3 separate regions of the Homo sapiens genome follow, and regions 2 and 3 are each linked to region 1. The links are chromatin contacts, found by Hi-C or POLR2A ChIA-PET in ENCODE. All regions are on one chromosome and are shown on one strand. The core of a region is the stretch at or near the end of the contact, and the rest is flanking DNA. Distances in the headings are between cores, read along the strand shown.

Region 1 (5,055 bases), core at 1,913-4,412:
CATGCGTGATCACGTGGGGAAACAGCAAACGAGGAGACTGGAAAATCAGGTAAAGAGTTTAGAGTTTCTCCTGTGGTTAAGAGGATTCACCCAAGGAGCCTCCGTAAGAGAGTGTCGAAGTAACTAGCAGGACAAGAGAGATACATTCAAGGATACAGGACTCATGATAGGAGCATGGTTAGGAGAACCAAGGTGAAGCCTGGACTGAGGAAGCAGTAGACCAAGAAGTGCTGAAGGAGAGAGAGGCAAGAACTGAATATGGAACTACCATTCGACCCAGCAATCCCACTACCAGGTAGATATCCAAAGGAAAATAAATCCTTCTACCAAAAGGACACATGCACGTGTATGTTTATTGCAGCACTGTTCACAATAGCAAAGACATGGAATCAATCTAGGTGCCTATCAGCAGTGGGCTGGATAAAGAAATATGGTGCATACACACCATGGAATACTACACAGCCATAACAATGAAATCATGTCCTTCACAGCAACATGGATGCAGCTGGAAGCCATCATCTGAAGCAAATTAACGCAGGAAACAAAAACCAAATGCCACATGTTGTCACTTATAAATGGGAGCTAAACAGTGGGTACACGCAGACATGAAGATGGCAACAACAGACTCTGGGGACTACTAGAGAGGGGATGGAGGGAGGGGACAAGGGTCGAAAGACTAACTGTTGGGTACTGTGGTGCTCACTACCTGGGTGATGAGATCACTCATACCCCAAAACCTCAGTATCACACACAATATATTCATGTAGCAAACCTGCACATGTAACCCCAAATCCAAAAAGTTGGAAACAAGGAAAGAGAGAGAAGAAACCATATTTAAATGTATATAGGAAGTAGAAACAAGAAAATATGATTATCAGCTGGATTTGGACAGTTAAGAAAAAGAGACAGGATAAATTTCTGGATTTCTAGTTTGGTTGACTGGGTAGATTTCAGTGCCATTCATCTCAATGTGGATTAAAAAAATAAGAAAATTTGAGGAGAAAGGTATGTGTTCATTTGGGGTTCATGACAATTTTTTGGTACTTGTGGAACATCTGGATAGAAATGTACAGTAGTTACTTAAAACTTCAGTTTTGAAGTTCAAGAGATCTCTAGACTACAAATAGATTTGGGAGTGATTAGCATAAGGTTGGTAGTAGAAGCCATTGAGGAGATGAGATTGTCCATAAACAGAATGTACAATAAAAACAGAATATAAACAATTATAAAGTATTAGGGAATAAAAGCATGTAAGGGCAAGTTAGAGGAAGAGGAACCCAAATGAGAATCCAGGCTGGATTCCCCAAGAAATAGAAGGAGATGTTGGCCGGGCGCAGTGGCTCACCCCTGTAATCCCAGCACTTTGGGAGGCCAAGGCAGGCAGATCACTTGAGGTCATGAGTTCAAGATCAGCCTGACCAAAATGGTGAAACCCCCCTCTCTACTAGAAATACAAAAAAAATTAGCTGGGTGTGGTGGCATCCGCCTGTAATCCCAGCTACTTGGGAGGCTGAGGCGGAGAATCACTTTAACCCAGGAAGCAGAGGTTGCAGTGAGCTGAGATTGCACCACTGCACTCCAGCCTGGGCAACAGAGTGAGACTCTGTCAAAAAAAAAAAAAAAAAAAAAGAAGAAGAAGAAGGAGGAGGAGGAAGAGGAGGAGGAGGAGAAGGAGAAGGAGAAGACAGAATAGGAATGTGGAAGTTAAAAGGCCAAGTTTCCATTGGAATTACCTTCAACACTATGTGATCTCTCAAAGTCATGATTTCTTTATCTAACAGTAGCCAGGCATTGGATAAATGGTAACAAATGTCAGGTATTATTATAAAGTAGAAATAACTCAAGAGGCAACTACAAAAGTAAACAACTTTAATGAAAGTTACATTTCTATACGGATTATAAAGCCATTATAGGTAAGGTTACTGAAAAGAAAGGCTTCGTTTTACCAAAGCAGATTGACTACTAAAATGCCCTGTGTTTGATTCCCTGAAACTAGTTCAACAGAGAACTGTCACCTACTAAGTACCATTGTCCACACCAAAGCCCAAGGGATCAAAGCCTCTCAGTTTAAGCCATTAATGTTTATGAGTATGATTTGATAAAAGTGTCATGACCAAGGCCAAATACGTTCATTTTTGAAATACAATGAAGTTAGATTAACCTCCTGAGGCCATAAAATGTTTCCTCTGGGTCCCATGGAAGAGCCTTACATTCCAATACTTTTGTAAGTCAGAGAGAAGACAACGTGAAAATGAACAAAACTTAGGGTGCAGATGGCTCCATAAGATGGTCCATCACCTCCAAAGATTCTCCCATTAGACTCCATAACCTGGAAGCATTTCCTTCTTTGGGGGAAAAAGCATCCCAGCCATCTGAAGTTATTTCCAGTAATATGTTGCAAAGTTAGTCATTTTGTCTTTTGAGACACTGGTTTAAAACTTTGTGGTCTGATGATTACTGTACACGCTCTTCTTCGCAATGGCAGCCTTCCGGATACAAAGGGTCAAGCTTGTTTGTGTGGTTGGCTCACTGTCACCTAAGAACTTCCCATTATTGGTTGTACTTTAAAGTCATGATAATGAATGGGACCTCCCAGCCCAAAAAATCAAAATCTCCCTTTAGTTCTGATAAGCTAGGAAAAGTTAACTTAGCATAAGTAATTTAGGGAGAAGGATGGAAAAAGAAGAGTGCCATTTCGTTAGACCAACATTGGAAATAATTAACGTAACATGAGAGAGTTAATGTTTCTGAATATGCACACTGTCTTTCTTCTGAGCAGATCAACTTTCTTTTGAGGTAAAGACAAAGTCATCGATGCACTATTTTGGTGTTTATTTAATGAGCGTTTCTGCATCCGGAGCACATGGGCATATAGTAACCTTTATATTGATAGCGGAGGGCTCTGTTCTATAAGTGGGCAAGATAAAACAGTTCATTTCCTTATATTTTGTGTGTTATTAATGTATGCATTGTTTTATCAGGAATGACTCACCAGAGAAGAACTATTCAATTCCTTCTGAATGATGTTTCACTTTGAAATTTGGGAATTGTGCCTTATTTCATAACGAGTGGCCAGAGTGAATGATTGTTGCAATGATGCCTCATTTCCCCATTCAGCCAGCAGACGCTCATTTTTCAAAACGCCGGACTTTCACTTCTTCTTTGAATATACACCATTTATGAAACAGCCACTCCCGTCACTGCCCTGATAACATTTGGAATGGCATCATCATTTATGTTGGCAATATCATTGCTCTGGGTCAGGTTGCAAAATAGTCAAAGAAACACATTTGTCATCTAATGCGCAAGTTCTAAAGAGAAGTGAACTTTAGGTTATAAATGCTTCCAGCTACGATTCTCTTTTTCTAAAAAAGATCTTAAAAGGAAAACGAATTTTTCAGTTTGTTTGTTGGTTGAAATTTTTGGCATTGGTATTATAAAGCGATGCAGCTGGAATCACCATAATAGCACGTAACACATGGAAAATATTACCTTGACCTGGCAAACTATTTTCATGTTTGACCACTACTTGAAGGATCCATAGGGCACATTTCTAGAACAATTTTTTTCTTTTACTTTTTTATATTAAAAAATACAGACAGGGCCTCACTATGTAGCCCAGGCTGGTCTGGGCTCAAGAGTTCCTTCCACGTAGACCTCCCAAAGTGCTAGGATTACAGGTGTGAGCCACACTGCACCCAGCCTAGTTTATCTTTTGTAACAGTAAAATGCAATAAGAGATTTACTTTCGATGTTATATTCTAGATCTGTCTTAATTTGGTTTCTCCCTCAGTGCAGCTGCAAAAAGTGGTTGCTTATCACATTCTCAGGGTTTAGTATTATTAAGAATAGTTTTTGGCTGTTATATATTAAGTAATTCCATACAAGCTTTAAGAATAGATGCAATCGTACACAATGCTACTAAGAGGACACTTAGAATATAGGGAATATCTTTACAATTTGAGGACATCAAGATGGATGTACATGAATGTAATGTGTAAATGTATGTTTTTTAAAATCCACATTTCTCTAATTACTAGTGAGATCGAGCATTTTGTCATATGCTTGGTGATATATAAAGTTACTTTCCTGTGAATTTATATATTTATTTTCTTATGATTCCCTCTTTATAGGCTTTGACCATTTTTTATTGTGTTGGTTTCATTATTTTTATTCATAATTTAAATATTATGCATGTGAACCCTTTTTGCTGCTTAGTGTTGCAAATATGTTCTTATACACAATGACTATTTTTCTTAACATTGTTGACAGGATCTTTGGCTGAACAAAAGTTTTAAATTTTCATGTACTTCCATTCATTAACCTTTCTCTTTATGGCATCTAAGTTTACCACGATGCTTCTAAAGTCTTTCTCTACCATATTCCTTTGCATTTCTTTAGGCCTTCTTTATTGCCTTCCATAAGGCTTTATAGGTTTTTTTATTCATAAAACATTGATAAATTTCTCTTTAAATTGTTTAAGTATAGAAATTGAGATTATAAAATATAATCTATATTGTATTGGAGAACTTTAAGTTTTTAAAATATTATTTTTCATCTATATGCTTAGTAGGAATTCATTTTTCCCCAAGTGGAGGCAAAAAAGGTCTAACTCCATTATTAAATACTTGATCTTTTCCTTGCCTATTCCAACTGCCACGTTTGCAATATATTATATTCAAACACATACTTAGTTCTGTTTCTGGAGTCCTTATTTCATTCTACTGCTTTGTCAGTTCCTTTACTAACATGACCCATTTTCATCATTGCAGCTATAAAGTATAGCTGAGGCCGGGCATGGTGGCACACTCCTGTAATCCCAGCACTTGGGGAGGCCAAGGTGGGCAGATCCCTTGAGGTCAGGAGTTCAAGACCAGCCTGGCCAACATGGTGTAACCCCTTCTCTACAAAAATACAAAAATTAGCTGGGCTTGATGGCATGTTCCTGTAATCCCAGCTGCTCTGGAGGCTGAAGCAGGAGAATCGCTTGAACCCAGGAGGCAGAGATTGCAGTGAGCTGAGATCGCACTACTGCACTCCAGCCTGGGCAATAAA
Region 2 (5,055 bases), core at 1,211-3,710, 47 kb before region 1:
TTTTTTTTTTCCTGAGACAGTCTTGCTGTGTTGCCAGGCTGGAGTGCAGTGGCGCGATCCCGGCTCACTGCAACCTCTGCCTCCCGGGTTAAAGCAATTCCCCTGCCTCCTGAGTAGCTGGGACTACAGGTGTGCACCACCACGCCCAGCTAATTTTTTGTATTTTAGTAGAGTCAAGGTTTCACCATGTTAGCCAGGATGGTCTCGATCTCCTGACCTCGTGATCCACCTGCCTCAGCCTCCCAATGTGCTGGGATTACAGGCAGGAGCCACCGTGCCTGGCCTCCAGTGTCTCTTCTTATAAGAACACTATTCCCATCATGAAGTTCTCACCCTTGTGATCACATCTAAACCTAATTGCCTCCCAAAGGCCCCATCTCCAGATACCATCACACTGGGCATTAGGGCCTCAACATATGAATCAGGAGGAAAACAATTCAGTCCATAGCATCTGATACTATTTTCTATCTTTGAGTATAATAGCTCATGGAAGGGTCGTGATGCACCTCAGCCATGAAGAAGAAACTATGAGTAAATGCATTTTAAGTGATTAAAATATGAATTCTGAGCATTATTTTTACCAGCAATGTGCCTGCTGCTGGAATTTGCTTTGATAGCATGGTGAGGATCCGACAGTTTCCATCTCCTGCTGACTTCAGCTCTTAGCTCAGTGGCTAAGCGGCTGTTACTGACAGGTCTAGAGCATATTCGTGGATCGAGCTCACCTTACGTGTCTGCTTCCTCCTGGGCTGTCACTCAGCGCATGTTCCCTCTCTTTAGGGCCTCTTAAGAGAACACACTACCTGAATCCTACCAATGGAATGTTACAATTATTAGAAACATTTTTCATATACAGTACTCATGAAATCATTAAGTTTTCATGTAGTTTTTACAATTGTAAAAGTTTGTCATTTGTATCTCATTTGATTATTAAACAGCCCCTTTGTATACCGGAGAATCTGTTGCATTAATGACAGGTCATGGGCAGAACCAAAAGCCCAGGACTTCACACTCCACAACCAGAATGTTTTCCATAGTATTAAATGCCAGTGAGAAATGAGAAGAGAAGAGTTGTTCCCTCCAAATCTTCACTATGGAAGATTTCCCAGGACAATCTTGAGTCTACAGTTCTGAGTGCTTTGCCTGTCTTAATCACAAATTAATTTCTCTCTCTCTATGTCTGCATTAGAACCCAGAACAGAGATACAGAAGGGCGATATCAGTAATCAATGCTGGTGATAATGTTTGCTTGGGGCTGCTGGGGAAACCTGGCTACTAATTGGCAATAACTCAGTGGGCGATGTTGGTCCTTAACTCCTTAATCGTATTAGCCCTTTGACCATCGGATAGCATCTCTTTAAGACTGGCCCAATCCTGCGGCTCTGCTCATTCCACCTGCTCATTCCTCCCAGCACTGCCAGATGTCCAACGAGATCATACAATACAAGGATAACAAATTTTTTTGTGGGTTTTGGTTGGTATATATGAGGAGAACCTTTGTGTTTTATTTGGATAATTTGTATTCAACAAGCCCTGGAACCCTAAGAAAATAGGTGATGTGCCTATCTATCTATCTCCCGGTCTAGCTACCTGGGAGGCTGAGGTGGGAGGATCGCATGGGCCCAGGAGTTGGGAGTCCAGCCTGGACAACATAGTGAGACCCTCATCTCTAAAAATAAACAAACAAATAAATAATACAAGTAAATTTAAAAATAGAAAACAGGCCAGGCGCGGTGACTCATGCCTGTAATCCCAGCACTTTGGGAGGCCAAGGTGGGCAGATCACGAGGTCAAGAGATCGAGACCATCCTGGCCAACATGGTGAAACCCCGTCTCTACTAAAAATACAAAAATTAGCTGGGCGTGGTGGTGGGCGCCTGTAGTCCCAGCTACTCAGGAGGCTGAGGCAGGAGAATCGCTTGAACCCAGGGGGCGGAGGTTGCAGTGAGCCAAGATCATGCCACTGCACTCCAGCCTGGCAACAGAGAGAGACCCTGTCTCAAAAAAAAGAAAAGAGAAAAGAAAACAGATGAGGACAAGGGAGAAAATATATTTTTAAATAAGTGTTTAGCTTAGTTTCCAATAAGAAAATCTCTGTGTCTGTTTCAAGGAATTTGGGGGTTTCTTCCTGGCTTTTCATGACATCCATCTCCCCTGTCACTTAGGACACTCAGTGGGTGTCTCTGTGATCCTCTGGATCCTGGCTAGAATGAGTTATATATGTCCACGGAGTCTTACACTCATGCCAATTTGGAAGTAAGTGAGTAACTCACAAGGGAAATTGGCTTCAGTTACATTCTCCCTGACCAATAAATAAGTATTCATTGGATCGTTTGCATCTCTAAGATATTCCATATTCTTCAGGATGCTGACTCCATCACACAGGAATGAATGCCTAAGGCTTCGCAGTGGGAGATAAGTGGGAGAGAAGCTGCTTTGCAGAAGTCAGGCGTGGTGCGAGAGGAAACCAGTGACGCACTTTTTCTCCTCCATATGTTATCAGATTAGCCAGATCCTATGTGCTGAGAACTGGCAGAGCTTCCTCCGCTGCTGAATAGATTGAGCAGTAACTCCCAGCCACACAGCCACCTTGATAATTAGGTGACATTTCTGCCAACTTCTGCAATCTGCCCTCTAGGGGGGCAGTGGGCCAAGTCACACCTTTGTGGCTACGTATGGTCCCACATGAATGACTCAATCCCATTGTTTTATGTCAGCCTTTCCTGTCCCACACAAAAGCCCCGAGTGTGAGAAGCTCTCTTTATACATAGAGGAACCTTCCACCTTCAGCCCCATGGTCAGTGCTGACTGACAGCATCCTGGGTGGGTTCTCCACGGGACCCTTTCCAGGTGCCATTCCCCATTGCTATAGTCAAGTTCAACAAGGTAGTAAGAGCAAGACTTTGACACGGAGAGTTTTGAAGTCAGAAATAAATGAATCCATGCCTATAATTGAGATGGGCTTTGAACATGTATCACAATAATGCACACTGTCAGCTGCACTGAGTCTCTTCTGTATATGTTCTGTCCTAGCTAACAAGTTTCCTGCCTCATCACTGACCTCCAAGCTGTCACCTTCCATGCTGCCACAGTTAGAGAAGGGTTAAAGGAAGTTGTGCAGCCAAACAGGAGAGTCTGAGGGCAGGTGGAACTAAGAGACAACTGGGACCTAGCCAGCCAGGCCCTTCTTGACAAAGGAGAAGGGAGGAGACGTGCAGAGTTAGGAATGAAGCATTTAAGTATATGTGGTGTCCTCGTTCATTCATGGGTTCATTTGTTCAGCTGGTACTTAACCTTGCTGTGTACCAGGCACTGTGCTGGACACTGGGGATACCACAGTGAACAAAACAGGCAGTAGCCCCTGCCCTTACAGAGCTTGCATCCTAGTAGGGAAGACAAAAACCAGCAAGACAGATAAGTGACATAAAGAGCAAGGAAGACTAGGATAACGGCTAAGAAGGAAAAAGTTAAGCAGGAGGAGGTGCTGTTCAGAGAAAGTGATTACGAAAGGCCACACTCACAAGGGGATAGTGTCAGGGGGTCGCAGAGTGGGGCATGCAGCTGTGCAAGGGGAAAGTGAGTCAGACAGAAAGCAGCAAGTCCTGGAGGTGTGCCTGGTGTGCAGGAGGCCATGCAGGAGAGCAGGGGTGGCCACAGCAGAGAGCGCAAAGAGAGAGCTAGGCTCAAGAAGGCAGGAGGGAAGGGAGCCAGACAGCATGGGCCACGGGGAGCACTTCGAGTTGTACTCTAAGTGACATGGGACTCTAACAGCCTTGGGTGGAGGACCAGCACTTTAAGGGGATAAATCTGGCTGCTCTATCAAGAAGAAATTGGAAGGGGGAAGAATGGAAGTCAATACTTTGGGTTGTACTCTGAGTGACACGGGGACTCTGACAGCCTTGGGTGGAGGAGCAGCACTTCAAAGGAATAAATCTGGCTGCTCTATCGAGAAGAAATTGGAGGGAGGCAAGGATGGAAGTCAGGGAAAGCCACACAGCCCTCCGGGACAGTGAGAGTGAGAACAGGGTGGGGCAGTGGACAGGTATGTGCCCATCCTGAGGGCAGGGCTGGCAGGGTGCATTCACGGATCAGACATGGGCTGTGGAAGAAAACAGAGCTGGCCATTGGATCACATGGATGACTCTGGAGAGGCCATATGGAACCGTGGTGTGCTGAAACAGTCCTTCTCAGAGAGAGAGGGCAAGCAATTCATCTGCTAATTCCTCCTGGTCTCCTGCCTTTCATTGGTCGAGTCGTATTCCATGGGATATTAACAGCGCCGCACTTGTGAGCTGTGATACTTACTGAGGGCCTTGAGACTCCTAGTGAAAAAGCCTCCACAGGCCCAGCGGCTCAATGGGGTTGGGCAAACCCGTCCCTGAGGGAGGTCGAGACACCAGCAGTGCCGCAGGTGGAGGAAGAAGCACGGTGGCCAGGCTTCACAGATGGCAGCAGCATGAGCCATCCTGAGGCTGCTCTGTCCAGGAAGCAGGGCCAGAGTCCAAGGCTGAGGGGTCAGGCAGGACCAACAGGATCTGGAAGGTACATGCACAAGCCCCAGTACATTATTCCAGCAGTTCAGCTAACACAGGCTCAATCTGGGCTGACACAGGTGCCCAAAGAAGCTGGCCTGTATGGTGAGGTGTGGCCGCAGATGGTGGTGCCACACATTGTCAGGTTAGTGGGACCATCCCATTCCTTCTGGTCTGCAGTGGAGGCCAAGACAGCAAATGGAATTGCAGAGCTCAAGGTCCAAACTCCATGCAGAAGGGGTTGAGAGAAGGGAAGTAAGAGGTCAAAGTTTCCATCAAAGAGATCAGTATGACGCCAAGGCAGATGTCCCATCATAATATCTTTTTTTTTTTGAGATGGAGTCTCGCTGGAGTGCAGTGGTATGATCTTGGCTCACTGCTGCAATCTCTACCTCCTGGGTTCAAGCAGTTCTCCTGCCCCAGCCTCCCAAGTAGGTGGGATTACAGGCCATGCACCACCATGCCTGGCTAATTTTTGTGTTTTTAGTAGAGACAGGGTTTCACCATGTTGGCCAGGCTGGTC
Region 3 (5,055 bases), core at 1,514-4,013, 37 kb after region 1:
GAGTACTCTGCACAGCAGTCCCACCGTGGACACCCACTGAACATCTGCAGTGCGCCAGGCTCTCCTGAGTGCTCTGTGTCATAAACATGTTTCTTTCTATCACACAAGTGTCACGCTTCATATCAGAGGAAGGACCACCAAATACTTATGATTACTGAAGATACAATCAAGTGGAAGACCTAAAGCAAATTCTGAAAATAGAAGTATAAGCAAAGGCATAATTCATCAATGTGCCGCTTATTGCTTCTGCCTCCACTGAGCATACTTCTATCTTATACCATATGCCTTAATTTGATCCCAAACAGCAATTTGCACATGCTCATTCTTCTAACTACTAACAAGCCACTGTAACATTTACTCATTTCCCCTTTTAGACTGAAGCCTCCCCCACATGCACAAATCTTTCCAATTACTGTAAAAACTTCAGTTATCTGAGCGATGTGTCCACAGGCCTTCAACGCCATCCATCTTGGATTGACCTTGTCCTCATTCTTATCATTCTTTGCTCCTAATCTCCTCAGTTGTGGGGTTAATATCTCTTTTGTAGATTATGGCACCAATTGCATGTTCTGGAAAAGGCAACTGGGAGTCCAATCAGTTGCAGCTGTGCAAACTGTAGCTCAGCTGATCCGGCTGTGAACAGCAGCAAAGAAGCAGGGAAACAGAGAAACGGTAGAATGGTCCTGAGTCCACACGAACCCAGGCTGTACTTGTTGGTGGTTCAGGGTCTATCCTGTGTATATAGATCTCCCAATAGTCTGCATCTGGTTTTTGCACCAAGGCAGGGTTTGATGAGGATTGATTGAAAAGAATAACAGCTTTAAAGGCCAGTACTAGAGCTTTTGCAAATATTCACTGTGTCCTGCCCCATCCTTCTGAACACATCTGAAGGATAACTCTGTAAAGGAAACAGTACCAGTAGAACAACTTCACTCCCACGAATTTGCCTTTCCAACTGGGTAAGTCAGTTAGGAGTGAATTGATTCCGCTTCTATCTTTTCGGTGCACTTGCTTAAACTTATAGTCCTGCTAGCTACAGAAAGTAGTAACTTAAGCACTTTAACTAAAACTTGTGATTGCCTCCTTCATTTTCCCATATGCACTGTGGGAAAGCCCCATGACGTCAGCTGCAATAAGCCAAGGAATGATTAGCAGGCCAGTTCTGTGGCTTGACAAGCTCCCCAGTAATTAGCCCCCTGACACCACTGCCATTTCACGCACCATATTGTCTCCCTGTAATGGGCCTGCTTAAAATCAGAGCTTATTCGCTACTTGGAGAAAATAACACTATGGGTCCCTATTAGCTCTTAATAACTGAGGTTAAATAATTCCATGAGGTGTTCTGTAAGGAGTGCCTTGTGGGAGTTAACAGGTACAGGTGAGAAGCATGAGCCCCAGGTGAGACTTTCCAGTGGGAAACCCTGGGTATCTAGGCCTCGGCCAAGTGCTACAGAGACCCTGCGTGCCCAGTAGGGAGGGTCAGGACAGAGACGGGTGAGCTGCTGGGAGTGCAAGCCCCGCGGCAAACGCTGCTCTTGCTCCCGAAGTCCACCCCTGCTCACTACCACACTGATGCTGGGCTGACCCCCACTACAGTCCAGGCTGTTTTCCACCTCTTCTAGAACACTCAAGAAATAAAGGTGGGGCTGCATTTCTCAAGGAGAATTGAGAAGGCAAAAAGTGCAGTGAGATCCCCACTCAGTAAGTGTGTGTTCTGGGTTTGCAGCCTCAGCCTTCAGGAGCAGAAAGAAAACCCAAACTTCTAGCCATTAACAGGCCATGCTCCCCCCATGCCACCCCACCGGGGTCAGTGTGATCGTCACAAAAATACCTCTAGCCAGAACCCAGGAATAGTTTGTTAGGACTCATGCCTCCTTATACATTTCTGTATGCCTCCCTTCCCACAGCCCATCCCCACACTCCCCATCCCTAAACCACAACCTCATACTCCGATGCATTTCTGTCTTCCTTTTTTTATTTTTTTCTTTTTCTTTCTTTTTGAGACAAGGTCTCACTCTGTTGCCCAGACTGGAGTGCAGTGGCATGATCATGGCTCACAACAGCCTTGATCTCCCGGGCTCAAGCAAGCCTCCCACCTGAGCCTCCCAAGTAGCTGGGACCACAGGTGGTGCCACTGAGCCAGCTAATATTTTAATTTTCTTTGTAGAGATGGAGCTTTGCTGTGTTGCCCAGGCTGGTCTCAGACTCCTGGGCTCAAGTGATCCTCCTGCCTCAGCCTCCCAAAGTGCCGGCATTAGAAGCATGAGCCACCACACCCGGCTGGATTTCTGTCTTATTCCTCACCACAGTCAACACAGCTGATGATCTGGGTGGGATACGTGAGCCACTTTTAGGTGATTGAAGTTGAAGTTGTCTCACCTAGGTGGGTATTTTTATTTTTTGTTTTACATTCTATTTTTGTTCCAATAGACTAATTGGGCATATACATTTTATAAACAGGTCGATTTACCTGGCTATTCTTTAACACAATTTTTATCATTCATAGTGATATGATCTGATTCACTTGCATGATGAAAGCATTGATCACTGGAGTCATTACAGAAGGGGCATCAAGCTGTAGCTTTTATTCTCTCCAGTTATCAAGTTCTTATCAGATTTAAATGCCTGAAACAACAAGGATATGCCCTTGGCTTTGTTTTTACTTCCCTTTGTGCTGCCCTCTTACACTCTGTGGCTGAGATCATCGTGTTTATAGCCAAGTCTCTGCCAGACCTTGCCCAGGGCGGCCCCTCCTGGCTCTCTGACTTCCTCTGTCGTGTTTCTGGACTCTTCTGTTGCAGACGCACTGGCCTTCTTCTTGCCCTCACTCCCGTGTTTCCCTAGCCCTGCCCTCTGACCTCTGTGTGCCACCTTCTCAGGAACACCTGTTACTTATTAGACACTCACCAGGGAACCATGACCCACACATGGAGAGCTCTGACCTTCTGGAACCCAGCGAGCTTGTTCCTGCCTTAGGGCTCTGGCGCTGCTTCCACCCACCCCCTACACCCGTGCCTGGAGTCCTTCCTCCACCTCCCAACTCCATGTTCACATCTCTGTCTCATGGCCACTTGGCTCTGCCCCAAGTCAATCTCTTGTCCTTTGCAATGCTTACTTTTTCTTCATGACACTTACTGCCACATGAAATTAAATATTCACTTGTGTATTTGTCATCTCAATTCCAGCCAAAAAATTTTTCTGTCTTGTTCACTACTATGCCTCCAGCTCTTAGAACAGTGACATCTATAGTGAATGCTTTAAAAATATATATGGAATAAATAAGTAAAAGAGGGCTGTGCTTTCCTCTCCACAGTCATTGACACCGTCCTTGACGGGAGCTTTTCTGGGAACAGTGGGGAGAACATTAGACCAGAGTCTTTAACCTTCTAAACCTATACCTCTTCTTGATAAACTAACAAACAAACAAAAATTCAAATTCATGTCCCTCTGCAGAGCCTGAAGCTGGGTGTGGAGGAGAAAGGGCGGGGGATGACGTAGGGCCCCTATCAAAAATCTGCAGGGGCAGGTGAGAATTTTTTATCACAAGGAGTCTTGAGTCCCAGCCCCTCAAATCATTTTCCCTAAATATTCCTTCCTTTTGGTAGGAGTAGGATAAGAGTGTGTGAGAAGTGTTCCGTTTTGGTAGCTTGTCTTTCCTAGTGTAAAATGAAAGACCATTGGGTATTTATGGAGAGAGCCCACTGCACAGAGAAGCATAAATCCATCCATGTCCCAAGCTATATGTGCTAAACGTAGCCACACAGGAAGAATCACTTCCTCCACTACAGAAAATAGCAGCTCCCTATTTTAAATGTGCTTCTCATTGGCTGTAGGAGTAGCAGTAATTCATCTTCTATAGACCTGAGTTTTAGTTTTGTGAACTGATGTATAAAGGAAACCAGGTTTGGGCCTGTCCTGGGCTCCTTAGATCTCAGAGGCAGGAGATCATACCCTTATGCCCATGCTGTCTACTTCTAATTCCAGTATTAACTGGGCATGGCAACGGTAGGAATGCAGAGAAAAGAGGAATATCAAGTATTATTGAATCCTTCAGTCCCGCAAACACTGAACACTTCTCTGTGCCAAACCCCGGGTGCAGGGCTGGGGGAAATCGTGCCTGCCCTGGAGGGGTTCACAGTCTTGCATGGAAACCTACTTTTTCCATTGACTTTTCATGTCAATACCATGTGCTAAATCTTCAATTTCTGCACTGCTGCTTTACAGTGAGTCTCTAGGACCCAGTGCAAATGTACATGTTCTGCACAGACTGAAAAAATGTTGAAAAGCCTGGTGTACTGTCTCCCTAAATGACCAAGGGATTGTATACAGTGGACATGTGCAATTACTTTCAACTCTACTGGTACGTTGTTGAGAACTCAACTTCAGGTCAAACATGCTAACAGTTCAGCTCACATTCGAACAAAGCTTATCAGATCAAAGGAGCTGGCACAATACTGCTCTGTGGTTTACTGGTGTATAGTGAAGCATTCTTAAAATACATTCTTCAGTCTTAGGAAGGCTCCTAAAGGGGTGTCTTCGGTAAATATTTGGAGGCAGATTGGGCCAGCACAGAGTGAAGGAAGGTGTGTAGGGGGTTGGAGTGCATGTCAGGTTGCACGGCAGCTTTCTCATTTTATTTAGGCCCAGGACTTGGGTTCTTCTATGTAGTTTTTCTTCATAGCACTTGCCATCATTTGCAAGTGTATATTTATAGGAGCACTTTGAAGGAAGGACTATGTTTTTTCCACGGTTGTATAACCAGTATCTGGCATATAATAAATACTCAGTAAATATTTGTTGAATAAATTAACTAAACAAATAGACTTTGTAAATTTTTTTCTGTCCCAGTCTTTTTGGAGAGTGGATTCAACCAAACTGTAGGCTTTTGAAGAGGTGTAAGGCATCTCAAAGGCAGACAGAGATTTCCCTGAAAAATCTGTTTTTAAAGAAACCTGGTCCTCTCTCCCTTCTTCCTTCCACCTAATGTGCACCTGGGAGAGAAGCTTCAGAAAGTCATATCTGAGTCACAATGAGGAGTCTCTTTACGCGTACTGT

Evidence for each region. Hi-C counts contacts between places; a loop is a spot of excess contacts on that map. ChIA-PET counts read pairs that join two places held with the same protein, here RNA polymerase II (POLR2A). Pooled maps may share reads with other maps.
Region 2: a map of endothelial cell of umbilical vein shows a loop between it and region 1 (9-fold over the local background). The contact joins two enhancer-like sites. A Hi-C loop is called at or near these places in 1 of 168 maps with a recorded cell type or tissue (endothelial cell of umbilical vein), 1 of 37 single-sample maps with no recorded cell type and 1 of 50 pooled maps. POLR2A ChIA-PET finds 5 or more read pairs at or near these places in 3 of 52 experiments (AG04450, PC-9 and Panc1).
Region 3: a map of endothelial cell of umbilical vein shows a loop between it and region 1 (8-fold over the local background). The contact joins two enhancer-like sites. A Hi-C loop is called at or near these places in 7 of 168 maps with a recorded cell type or tissue (A673, CD14-positive monocyte, Calu3 and 3 more) and 4 of 50 pooled maps. POLR2A ChIA-PET finds 5 or more read pairs at or near these places in 4 of 52 experiments (H1, OCI-LY7, PC-9 and 1 more).

What each region holds. Positions count from the first base shown.
Region 1 is chr18:3,745,723-3,750,777 of GRCh38, reverse strand. All of the region lies in intron 5 of DLGAP1 (DLG associated protein 1), which reads left to right. Among named protein-coding and RNA genes, the nearest start is that of DLGAP1-AS6, 95 kb to the right of the region's middle. Within about 2 kb of position 3,162, at least 3 of the 41 ENCODE cell types and tissues checked have a DNase peak (open chromatin) inside an H3K27ac peak, as active enhancers do; they include CD14-positive monocyte and endothelial cell of umbilical vein, where a contact is called at or near this core.
Region 2 is chr18:3,792,281-3,797,335 of GRCh38, reverse strand. All of the region lies in intron 5 of DLGAP1 (DLG associated protein 1), which reads left to right. Among named protein-coding and RNA genes, the nearest start is that of DLGAP1-AS3, 83 kb to the left of the region's middle. Within about 2 kb of position 2,460, at least 5 of the 41 ENCODE cell types and tissues checked have a DNase peak (open chromatin) inside an H3K27ac peak, as active enhancers do; they include endothelial cell of umbilical vein, where a contact is called at or near this core.
Region 3 is chr18:3,708,784-3,713,838 of GRCh38, reverse strand. All of the region lies in intron 7 of DLGAP1 (DLG associated protein 1), which reads left to right. Among named protein-coding and RNA genes, the nearest start is that of DLGAP1-AS6, 58 kb to the right of the region's middle. Within about 2 kb of position 2,763, at least 15 of the 41 ENCODE cell types and tissues checked have a DNase peak (open chromatin) inside an H3K27ac peak, as active enhancers do; they include CD14-positive monocyte and endothelial cell of umbilical vein, where a contact is called at or near this core.